2 separate regions of the Homo sapiens genome follow, and region 2 is linked to region 1. The links are chromatin contacts, found by Hi-C or POLR2A ChIA-PET in ENCODE. All regions are on one chromosome and are shown on one strand. Each heading gives the region's core, a stretch centred on a gene start or an enhancer-like site at or near the end of the contact. The rest is flanking DNA. Distances are from core to core; before and after follow the strand shown. Region 1 holds the start of COX6B1 (cytochrome c oxidase subunit 6B1). Region 2 holds the start of MED29 (mediator complex subunit 29).

What was found. Hi-C counts contacts between places; a loop is a spot of excess contacts on that map. ChIA-PET counts read pairs that join two places held with the same protein, here RNA polymerase II (POLR2A). Pooled maps may share reads with other maps.
Region 2: a pooled map shows a loop between it and region 1 (7-fold over the local background). The contact joins the promoter of MED29 here to the promoter of COX6B1 in region 1. A Hi-C loop is called at or near these places in 5 of 50 pooled maps. POLR2A ChIA-PET finds 5 or more read pairs at or near these places in 2 of 52 experiments (A673 and AG04450).

What each region holds. Positions count from the first base shown.
Region 1 is chr19:35,645,890-35,650,870 of GRCh38, reverse strand. It overlaps COX6B1 (cytochrome c oxidase subunit 6B1), which reads right to left and starts at 2,548. Exons shown (of 4, transcript NM_001863.5): 1 at 2,468-2,548. RefSeq lists enhancers at 2,287-2,336, 2,497-2,556.
Region 2 is chr19:39,388,999-39,393,979 of GRCh38, reverse strand. MED29 (mediator complex subunit 29) reads right to left here and starts at 2,602. Exons shown (of 4, transcript NM_017592.4): 1 at 2,342-2,602; 2 at 1,458-1,516; 3 at 343-427. The coding sequence starts at 2,557. PAF1 (PAF1 component of Paf1/RNA polymerase II complex) reads left to right here and starts at 2,874. Exons shown (of 14, transcript NM_019088.4): 1 at 2,874-3,162; 2 at 3,691-3,720; 3 at 3,819-3,911; 4 at 4,219-4,340; 5 at 4,434-4,500; 6 at 4,597-4,698; 7 at 4,782-4,887; 8 at 4,965-4,981. The coding sequence starts at 3,116. It also overlaps a transcript of SAMD4B not described here. RefSeq lists an enhancer at 2,258-2,547 and a silencer at 4,085-4,216.

The DNA of each region.
Region 1 (4,981 bases), core at 1,299-3,798:
TCTAAGTGACTTCCTACGGTTAAACGGCATAAAAATAACTGGTGGGCTGCCTCCGTTGTTGGCATAATCTACACTGCAAAGATTCTTAATCTTTTTGGTGCCACAAACTCCTCAGCAGTCTGATGAATCCCAGAAACCTCTCGCTGAATGTTTTTTTTTTTCTTTTTTTAAGACAGAGTCTTGCTCTGTCACCCAGGCTCACTGGTACGACCTAGGCTCACTGCAAACTCCGCCTCCAAGATTCAAGCAATTCTGTTGCCTCAGCCTCCCGAACAGCTGAGATTACAGGCGCCTGCCACCATGCCCTGCTAATTTTTTTGTATTTTAGACAAGGTTTTACCATGTTGGTCAGACTGCTCTCCAACTTCTGACCTCAAATGATCTGCCCGGCTTGGCCTCCCAAAATGTTGAGATTACAGAACGGAGACACCAAACCCGGCCTGAATATGTTTAAATGTATTTAAAAATTGCATAGGCTCCATGAGTACATGAAGTGAAAAAAACCTGCACAGCATCACAAAGAAAAGCAGTTATATCCAGCTGAGGATTCATTAAGGAATACAATTTTCGCCGGGTGCGGTGGCTCACGCCTGTAATCCTAGCACTTTGGGAGGCCAGGGGGGTGGATCACCTGAGGTCAGGAGTTCAAGACCAGCCTGGCCAACATGGTGAAACCCTGGCTCTACTAAAAATATAAAAATCAGCTGGGTGTGGTGGCAGGTGCCTATAATCCCAGCTACTCTGGATGTTGAGGCAAAAGAATCGCTTAAACCCAGGAGGCGGAGGTTGTAGTGAGCCGAGATTGTGCCAGTGCACTCCAACCTGGGCAACAGAGCAAAAACACTGTCTCAAAAAAAAAAAAAAATACAATTTTGAAGTAATCATGAATGAATATAGTATTTTGTGACATTTGCTGTTATAATGTGGTATAAGAATACCTGTGATTTTGGGTGGAGCACAATGGTTCACACCTGTAATCCCAGCACTTTGGAATGCTGAGGTGGGAGGATCGCTTGAGCCCAGGAGTTCAAGACCAGCCTGGGCAACATGGTGAAACCCCATCTCATCTCTACAAAAAAAATATTAAAATTGGCCGGAAGAGGTGGCTCACGCCTGTAATCCCAGCACTTTGGGAAGCCGAGGTGGGTGGATCACCTGAGGTCAGGAGTTCAAGACCAGCTTGGCCAATATGGTGAAACCCCATCTCTACTAAAAATACAAAAAATTAGCTGGGCATGGTGGCGTGCACCTGTAATCCCAGCTACCAGGGAGGCTGGGGCAGGAGAATCACTTGAACCCAAGAGGCGGAGGTTGCAGTGAGCCGAGATTGTGCCATTGTACTCCAGCCTGGGCGATACAGCAAGATCTTGTCTCAAAAAAAAAAAAAAAAATTAAAATTAGCCAGGTGTGGTGGCGCGTGCCTGTGGTCCCAGCTACTGAGGCAGGATCGCTTGCACAGGGAAGCAGAGGTTGCAGTGAGCCAAGATTTCTCCACTGCACGCCAGCCTGGGTGACACAGTGACCCTGTCTCAAAAAAGGAGAAAAACAAAAAAAAGGAATGTCTATGATTTTCATTGCTAACAAAATCACCGCTGCTGCTAGTACTACCGAGGTTGCTGCCTCAAAAGGTTAGTAAAAACACAGATGCAATTCCACCCCCCACCCCAATTCAAGTACTAGCATTCCTTGAATTCTACCAACTCTGCGGACCCAGGGTTAAACACCTTTAATATAATGTCTCTGAAGAAGTGACAGTGTTCGTCGGGAGCCTGAGAGAAAAGTATCTATATTCCAGGGAATCCTAGGAGTCGTGGGGCTATACAGAGACTTGCAGAGCAGTGTCAAATTCAAGCGACGCAAGGTGGTGGTGGGGGTCTGGAGCACTAAAACAGTCTTTCGGTGGGGAAGTGGGGTGTAAAACACCAGCTGCTGGGGCACAGACGCAGTAGGAAGGATCGTTACCGGCGAGATCTCTACCCGGTATCTGAGGATGAGGGTGCATCGGAGATGACGCTGCGGCCCCTCCAACGTCCAAAAGGGAGGATGGACTGGACACCCGGGAGCCAGGCTGCGGCCCAGGCAAGCCGCGAGAGGCCACGCCTGTGAATTAGCCATGAAGAGCCCTGGAGGACAAACTCCTGGGCCAAATCCTGGTCGCTGTGTAGGTTCAGCTAGGTCGCTTGGTATCTCTGAGCCTGTTTACTGACAAAAGGGGATAATCGCAGGCCCTATCTCATAGGGCTGGTGGGAGAGTTAAATAAATTAATTAAAGTTGTTTGGGATGTTGCCTGGCATCAAGGAAGAACCGTATCATTGTTAGCTCTTACGATGAACAGAACAGGGCCCCGGGGTCCAGGGAGGCCGGACGCCGCCAGCCGGAAGCCTCAACCCGTTCTCAGGGAAGCTGGGGTCCGGCTCCTCAGCCCGCTAGACTGGGGTCCCAGGTTACAGAACCCTCCACACTCACCTAAAGGCACCCCGGATTCAACCTGCAGCTCAATGTGACCCTCAGCAAAGACACCACAGTCGGACAGGAAGCGGAACTACTACCAGCCGGAAGCTGAGAGAGGTGGGGACTACGGGAGTCTTGCGAGCGGCTTCAGCTCCCTCCCAGGAGGAGGCCACTGAAGTCATTCAAGCCACGCCCAGCAAGAGAACTACGACTTTCTATTGGGCTAAATGCTTGTTCATCCTCACTTCTGGCCCAATCGTGAGCTTGCGCGGCTGGGGCTCGGGCGCCCGTGGGTTACCCGATCTCATCACCTCTGTGTCTTCACTCGGAGAGAGTGTTATAGATCCCGGGGCTGGCTGGAGGGTAGGTGTGGAGAAAAATGTCCCAGCGAAAGTACTTTTATTCATGCAAGAAATATTTATTGAACGCTTTTTCTGTGTCAGGTATTTCTTTTCTTTAAATTTTTTTTTTCTTTTTTTTAAATTTTTGAGACAGGGTCTTACTCTATGGCCCAGGCTGGAGTGCAGTAGCGCGATCTCAGCTCACTGCAACCTCCGCCTCCTGGGTTCAAGCGATTCTCCCGCCTCATCCTCCCGAGTAGCTGGGATTACAGATGCGCACCGCTACTCCTGGATATATATATGCATTTTATAGAGATGGGGTCTTGCTGTGTTACCCAGGCTGGACTCGAACTCCTGGTCTCTAAGCGATCCTCCCGCCTCGGCCTTCCAAAGCGTTAGGATTACCGGCGTGACCCACCGTATCCAGCCATCAGGCACTTTACGGGTTGAGAAAGCACGCTGCACAAAACACAAAAATCCCTACCCTTAAAATATATATATAGAGAGAGAGACGGAGTCTCACTCTGTCGCCCAGGCTGGAGTGCAGTGGCACGAACTTGGCTCACTGCAACCTGCGTCTACTCGGTTCAAGCGATTCTCCTGCCTCAGCCTCCCGAGTAGGTGCGATTACAAGCGCACGCCACCACTCCCGGCTAATTTTGGTATTTTTGGTAGAGATGGGATTTCACCATGTTGGTCAGGTTGGTCTTGAACTCCTGACCTCAGGTGATCTGCCCACCTCGGCCTCCCAAAATGCTGGGATTACAGGCGTGAGCTGCCCTACCTGGCCAATTTGGCTTTTTTTTTTTTTTTTTTTTTTTTTTTTTCAGACAGAGTTTTGCTCTTGTTGCCCAGGCTGGAGTGCAGTGGTGTGATCTTGGCTCACTGCAACCTCCACCTCCCGAGCTAGAGCGATTCTTCTGCCTCAGCCTCCCCAGTAGCTGGGATTACAGGCATGCGCCACCACACCTGGCTAATTTTGTATTTTTAGTAGAGATGCGGTTTGTCCATGTTGGTCAGGCTGGTCTTGAACTTTTGACCTCAGGTGATCTGCCCGCCTTGGCCTTCCAAAGTGCTGGGATTACAGGCGTGAGCCACCGTGCCCGGCTATATCTGTTCTTTTACATTATGTTTACCTCTTTTTGCCTCCCTCAACAGAAAAGAATTATCATAAAGGAAGAATTTTTGTCTGCCTTATTCATTCACCATTGTATCTAAAGCAGTGCCTGGCACACAGGAAGTGGTCTATAAATATTTGCTGAATGCAAGAATTTCTTGTGGAAATGAAGGAAGCATCTAGGGACTAGGAGAGGGAGCTATGAAAGAGAACTGCTTTCCTTCCTCCCCCATCTGGCCTCTAAAGCCTCTCACATACCATCTGGGGTGCAGTGTCCAGATGGAATTGGGTCAGGGACCTCTTCTTACACATTCTGTGTCCATCAACATTGTGATTATTTGTGGAATTACCTGTTTACATGCATGTATTCATCCCCTGCAATGAGATCTTCCTAAAATCCAAATCCCTTTCCCTGCTTAAAACCCCTTGATGGGGGCCAGGCACGGTGGCTCACTCCTATAATCCCAGCACTTTGGGTGGCCAAGGCAGGCGGATCACCTGAGGTCAGGAGTTCAAGACCAGCCTGACCAACACGGTGCAACCCCATCTTTACTAAAAATACAAAAATTAGCTGTGCGTGGTGGTGTGCACCTGTAATCCCAGCTATTTGGGAGGCTGAGGCAGGAGAATTGCTTGAACCTGGGAGTCGGAGGTTGCAGTGAGCTGAAATTGCATCACTGCACTCCAGCCAGAGTGACAGAGTGAGACTCCATCTCAAAAAACAAACAAACAAACAAAACCCTTGATGGCTCCCCAGGAGCCCTGGAGACAAAGTCCAGGCTCCTCACCACGGCCCACAGATCCTTTATGAATTGGTCCCTGTTGCTGCTGTAGCCACGTTTATTTTTAATTTTTTAAATAGAGATGGGGGTCTCCCCTATGTTGCTCAGGCTGGTCTGGAACTCCTGGCCTCAAGGCATCCTCCTGCCTCAGCCTTCCAAAATGCTGAGATTACAGGTGTGAGCCACTATGCCTGGCCCACACTGATAGTTTTGAGCAGTGGTATGAGATCGTCTGCCTCTGGGCCTTTGATCTTGTTGTTCCTTCTGCCTGAAACATTCTTTGCCTACC
Region 2 (4,981 bases), core at 1,353-3,852, 3.7 Mb before region 1:
CCCCACCCTGGGCTTCCACACTGAGATTTCCCCATCCCAGCCCTGATCCCTCTGCCTGTGCCTCCTCAATCATAACCCTAACCACTCTGGCCTAGGCTTCTCCCATCACAGCACTGACCACTCTGAGCTGTCACTGTTTAGGGGTGTGCTTATTATTCCACTCAACTGAAAGCTCTGCAAGGGCAAGGATCAGAGCAACCCTGTGTCCTCAGTGTTGGTGGAAGCACAGGTCTGGCCCACAGGAGGTCCCCAGTTGAGTGTGAGTTGACTGACTGACTGTTTCTGAAGACCCCAGAGACTGGGACACGGCTGTTGTTACCCCGTGTCCAGAAGGCTTCTTACCAGGCACAGCTCCAGCTGGTCACAGAGTGCATAGAACTCTTCCAGGCACTTGTCAAAGCGCTGTATGGGTCCATCACTGCTCTTTCTACAGACAAGGAAAAAAGGATGTCTGAAGAATTGATTTCTAATCTTTGGGACACCAGTATCTACCCAACCAAGTGTCCATCAGGAAACCAGGTACAGGTCCAGGAGATCTGAAGTAGTGGTTGAAAACCGGAGGGGTTCAAAAAAAAAGAAAAGGAGGCTGGGCACGGTGGCTCACGCCTGTAATCCCAGCACTTTGGGAGTCCGAGGCGAGCAGATCACCTGAGGTCAGGAGTTCAAGACCAGCCTGGACAACATGGTGAAACCCCATCTCTACTAAAAATACAAAAATTAGCCAGATGTGCTGGCACGCGCCTGTAGTCCCAGCTACTTGGGAGGCCGAGGCAGGAGAATCATTTGAACCCGGGAGGCAGAGGTTGCAGTGAGCTGAGACTACACCACTGCACTCCAGCCTGGGCGACAGAGCAAGACTCTGTCTCAAAAAAAAAAAAAAAAAAAAAAAAAAAAAAAAGAAAAGAAAGAAAGAAAGAAAGAAAAGGAAAAGGCTGGGCATGATGGTTCATGCCTGTCATCCCAGCACTTTGGGAGGCCAAGGTGGAAGGACTGTTTGAACCCAGGAGTTTGAGACCAGCCTGGACAACGTGGCAAGACCCTGTCTCTACAAAACAACAACAAAAATAAAATAAAATAGGAGAAGTGATTCGTGAGGCTGAGGGGATGGCTAGAGGCCAGGAGTTTGAGACCAGCCTGGGAAACATAGCAAGACTCCGTCTCTATAAAAAAATCTTACAAATTAGCCAGGCATCTGTAGTCTGTAGCCATGTCTGTAGTCCTGGCTACTTGGGAGGCTGAGGCAAGAGGATCTCCTAACTCAGGTGTTCAAGGCTGCAATGAGCCAAGATCGTGCCACTGTAGTCCAGCCTGGGTGACAGAGGGAGACCCTGTCTCAAAAAAAAAAAAAAAAAAAAGTAAATATAGAAGGTGAGGTGGGCGGGGAGCAGGAGAAGGAAAGATGAATTTCAAAGACTGGGAAGGCAATAGAATATCCTGGTAAAGGGGGCTGCACTCACTGTCCATTGTCGATGTTAGTGTTCTGAATCAAGTTTTGGGCCGCAACCTTCATCAAGGTCTAGTCAAAACAAAAACAAAACACGTGGGAAATGGAAAAACAAAAGGGAATACCTCTGGCAGATCTACACTCTTTCTTGAGATCACTCAGTCTCAGGTTTTCTTTTCAACTGGCACCTTCCCTCCTGACTTTCCAAAGTAATATTCGTTTCCATTCCTATAGCTGTCACCACTCCATCCTCCCAGAGGCCCGCTCTCACCTGAGCTTCTCGCCAATAACCTAAGGGTCCTCCCTCACCTATCAATCAAGGGCAGAATCTCCGTATAAGCCAGTACTCTCCTCAGGCTTTAACGACCAGAGCCCAGTTTCTCCTTTAAACAACCCCTCACTCAAGCTCCGGCCAGTCCCAGCCTCAGCATCAGCGCTGATCCCATCTCTGCCGAGCTTCGCTTAGGTCTCGCAGAAAACAACAGTTTTATTTATTTATTTATTTATTTTTTTGACGGAGTCTCGCTCTGTTGCCCAGGCTGGAGTGCAATGGCACGATGTCGGCTCACTGCAACCTCCGCCTCCTGGGTTCAAGCGATTCTCCTGCCTCAGCTTCCCGAGTAGCTGTAATTACAGGCGCGCGCCACCATGCCCGGCTAATTTTTGTATTTTTAGTAGAGACGAGGTTTCACCAGGCTGGTCTTGAACTCCTGACCTCAAGTGATCCGCCCGCCTCGGCCTCCCAAAGTGCTGGGAACACAGGCGTGCACCAGCCAGGCCAAAACAGCAGGTTCTATTCCTCTTTCTGCTTAGCGCTCTCTCCGACTAACCTGGCCCTCGGCCTGCCCCTCTAGACTACCAAATCCAGTTTGCTTCTCGCTGCTTAAGGCCAATCACCTGTAGACTCTCCTTCAGCTGCGGGATGAGCATCTTATAACGCTGCACAGGATCGAAGTCCTGTTGCTGTTGCTGCAGGAGGCCGCTCTGGGCAGGGCCCACCAGTTGTGCTGGCGGTTGCGGCTGCTGCTGGGGACCCGGGCCGCCAGCCGAACTAGGACCCGATACACCAGCAGCTGAGGAAGCCGCTGAAGCTTGCTGCTGGGATGCAGCCATCTTCCTCGCGTAGACCGCCGGAAGTGCGTTACGACTGCGTCTCTCCCCGTTGCTTTTCAGCATCCCTATTTCTAGTCCCCGTTTGCTAGTTAGTCCCGCCCCCTAGGCAATTAAGCCAATGGAGGGGAAGGAGGTGCCCCAACGTTACGTCACTCTCAAATCTGCGTCCAGACTGAGATATCTCTCCACCAATCACAGAAGCACCTCTCTCCCTCGCTCCGCCCTTCACCCAGACGCTCGCCAATCCGTGTGTGGTTCCGAGCCGGACTTCATTTCCCCGAAGGCGTCGCGGCCTGAGGAGACCCGTTGGGTCCTCAGCGTCTTGGCGGCAGTTGGTGGAACCGGAGCTTCGAGTCCGTCCCCGGTGCTGCCTGCGCGTTCACCTGAGTCTCGCTGGAGCTCTTCTCGCCCGCCCACCTCATCTCAACCCACTTTCCGCGGGGAGCGGCGCCAAGCTGGGCCTTCCTCGGATCAGGCGTCCCCTGAAGTCGGCACGCCCCTCTGCGTCCCCCTTCGGTCCCGCTAGGACCCCGTCCGGGCTGCCGTCGCCTCGTCGCTATGGCGCCCACCATCCAGACCCAGGCCCAGCGGGAGGATGGCCACAGGTAGGCGCCACGCTTTTCTGTTGCAGCAAGGCGGGGGATCGGGAGAGGGTTTCTGCTGAACAACGTCACCAGCCCCCAGGTCTGCCCGTGACGTCATGAAGCGCTCACCTTTGACGAAGGGGGCGGGTTCCTTCTGAGATTCAGGTGTTCCCCTCCTCCCCGCCGTGCAGTTCAGGGATTAGGCTTTTGGAGACTCCCTCCAGAAGGGATCCCTCCAGTCAACCGTTTGGAGACCCCTCTTCCGAAGACGATTGAGTACATGGTTCTTTATTAAAGCACTTGAAGCCATCTCCTGCAAAAGGGATTGAGCACTTGGCCTTGTTCATTAAAGCTTTTGGGGGCATTTCTTCCTAAATAAATTGAACATTTGTCTCCTTCCATTAAAGCATTTGGACACTCCCCACACCACCACCCAAAGAAACCAGCATTTGTCACCCCTCCTACCTTTTGAAAGGTTGGGGAAGCCTTTTTCATTCTCCTGTCAATCCCGTCCTCTCCACCTATCACTGTTTCTTTCTTCTCCACTAGGCCCAATTCCCACCGGACTCTGCCTGAGAGGTGAGCCCCACTGTGCTTTCCCAGGAGCGGTGGGGCAGTGGGGCTGGGAGCAGAGGTGGGGCAGCGGGGGCCCACTTTTGAGCCACTAATGTTCCTAGGTCTGGAGTGGTCTGCCGAGTCAAGTACTGCAATAGCCTCCCTGATATCCCCTTCGACCCCAAGTTCATCACCTACCCCTTCGACCAGAACAGGTGAGACTAAGGAATGGGAAAACTACTCAGGTATGAGTTCCTTGAAGGCAGGGACTGCTTGTCTCGTTGGCTGCTGTCTGCTCAGGGCCTAGCACAGTACCTACCCTAGCACATAGTAGTAGCTGCTCAATTGTTAATGGAGCAAGCAGTGTCCAAGTCCCTTCCCACTGGGGAGCCAGCTTTCAGACTCTGCCATGGGGGACACTTCATTCTGAGTTCCTCCCCAGAGAAGCTCCGCCTCTGGGAAGCAGGGCTGTGAGGGGTGAAGCTGGAATCCAAACACCACAATAGGTGTTTCCCCACCCAGGTTCGTCCAGTACAAAGCCACTTCCTTGGAGAAACAGCACAAACATGACCTCCTGACTGAGCCAGACCTGGGGGTCACCATCGATCTCATCAATCCTGACACCTACCGCATCGACCCCAATGGTGTGTGGGGAGACAGGGAGGGTCTGCTCTAGGTCAGCAAAGGCTCAGGCCTGGGCCTCCCTCATGGTCCTCCTGCCCCCCGCTCTCCTCTAGTTCTTCTAGATCCAGCTGATGAGAAACTTTTGGAAGAGGAGATTCAGGCCCCCACCAGCTCCAAGAGGTGAGTGGGTAGCAAATGGGTACTGGAGACTGGCTCAGGTGGGCCCTACAAGCAGGAGGGCAGTGGGGTCCTGAGATACCTGATTTCCCACCCCAGATCCCAGCAGCACGCGAAGGTGGTGCCATGGATGCGAAAGACAGAGTACATCTCCACTGAGTTCAACCGTTATGGCATCTCCAATGAGAAGCCTGAGGTCAAGTAAGTTACTAACAGGAAGAGAGGGAAGGTGGAGATATTAGGTGTGTCCAGTGGCCCCTAAGGACCTTTTTCTTCATTCCTAGGATTGGGGTTTCTGTGAAGCAGCAGTTTACCGAGGAAGAAATATACAAAGACAGGGATAGCCAGATCACAGCCATTGAGAAGACTTTTGAGGATGCCCAGAAATCAGTAATTGAGGGACTGGGATGGGGAGAGGCAAGGGTGCGGCTGCAGAGCTCCTCCTCACCTTGTTTTTGTTCCACCAGATCTCACAGCATTACAG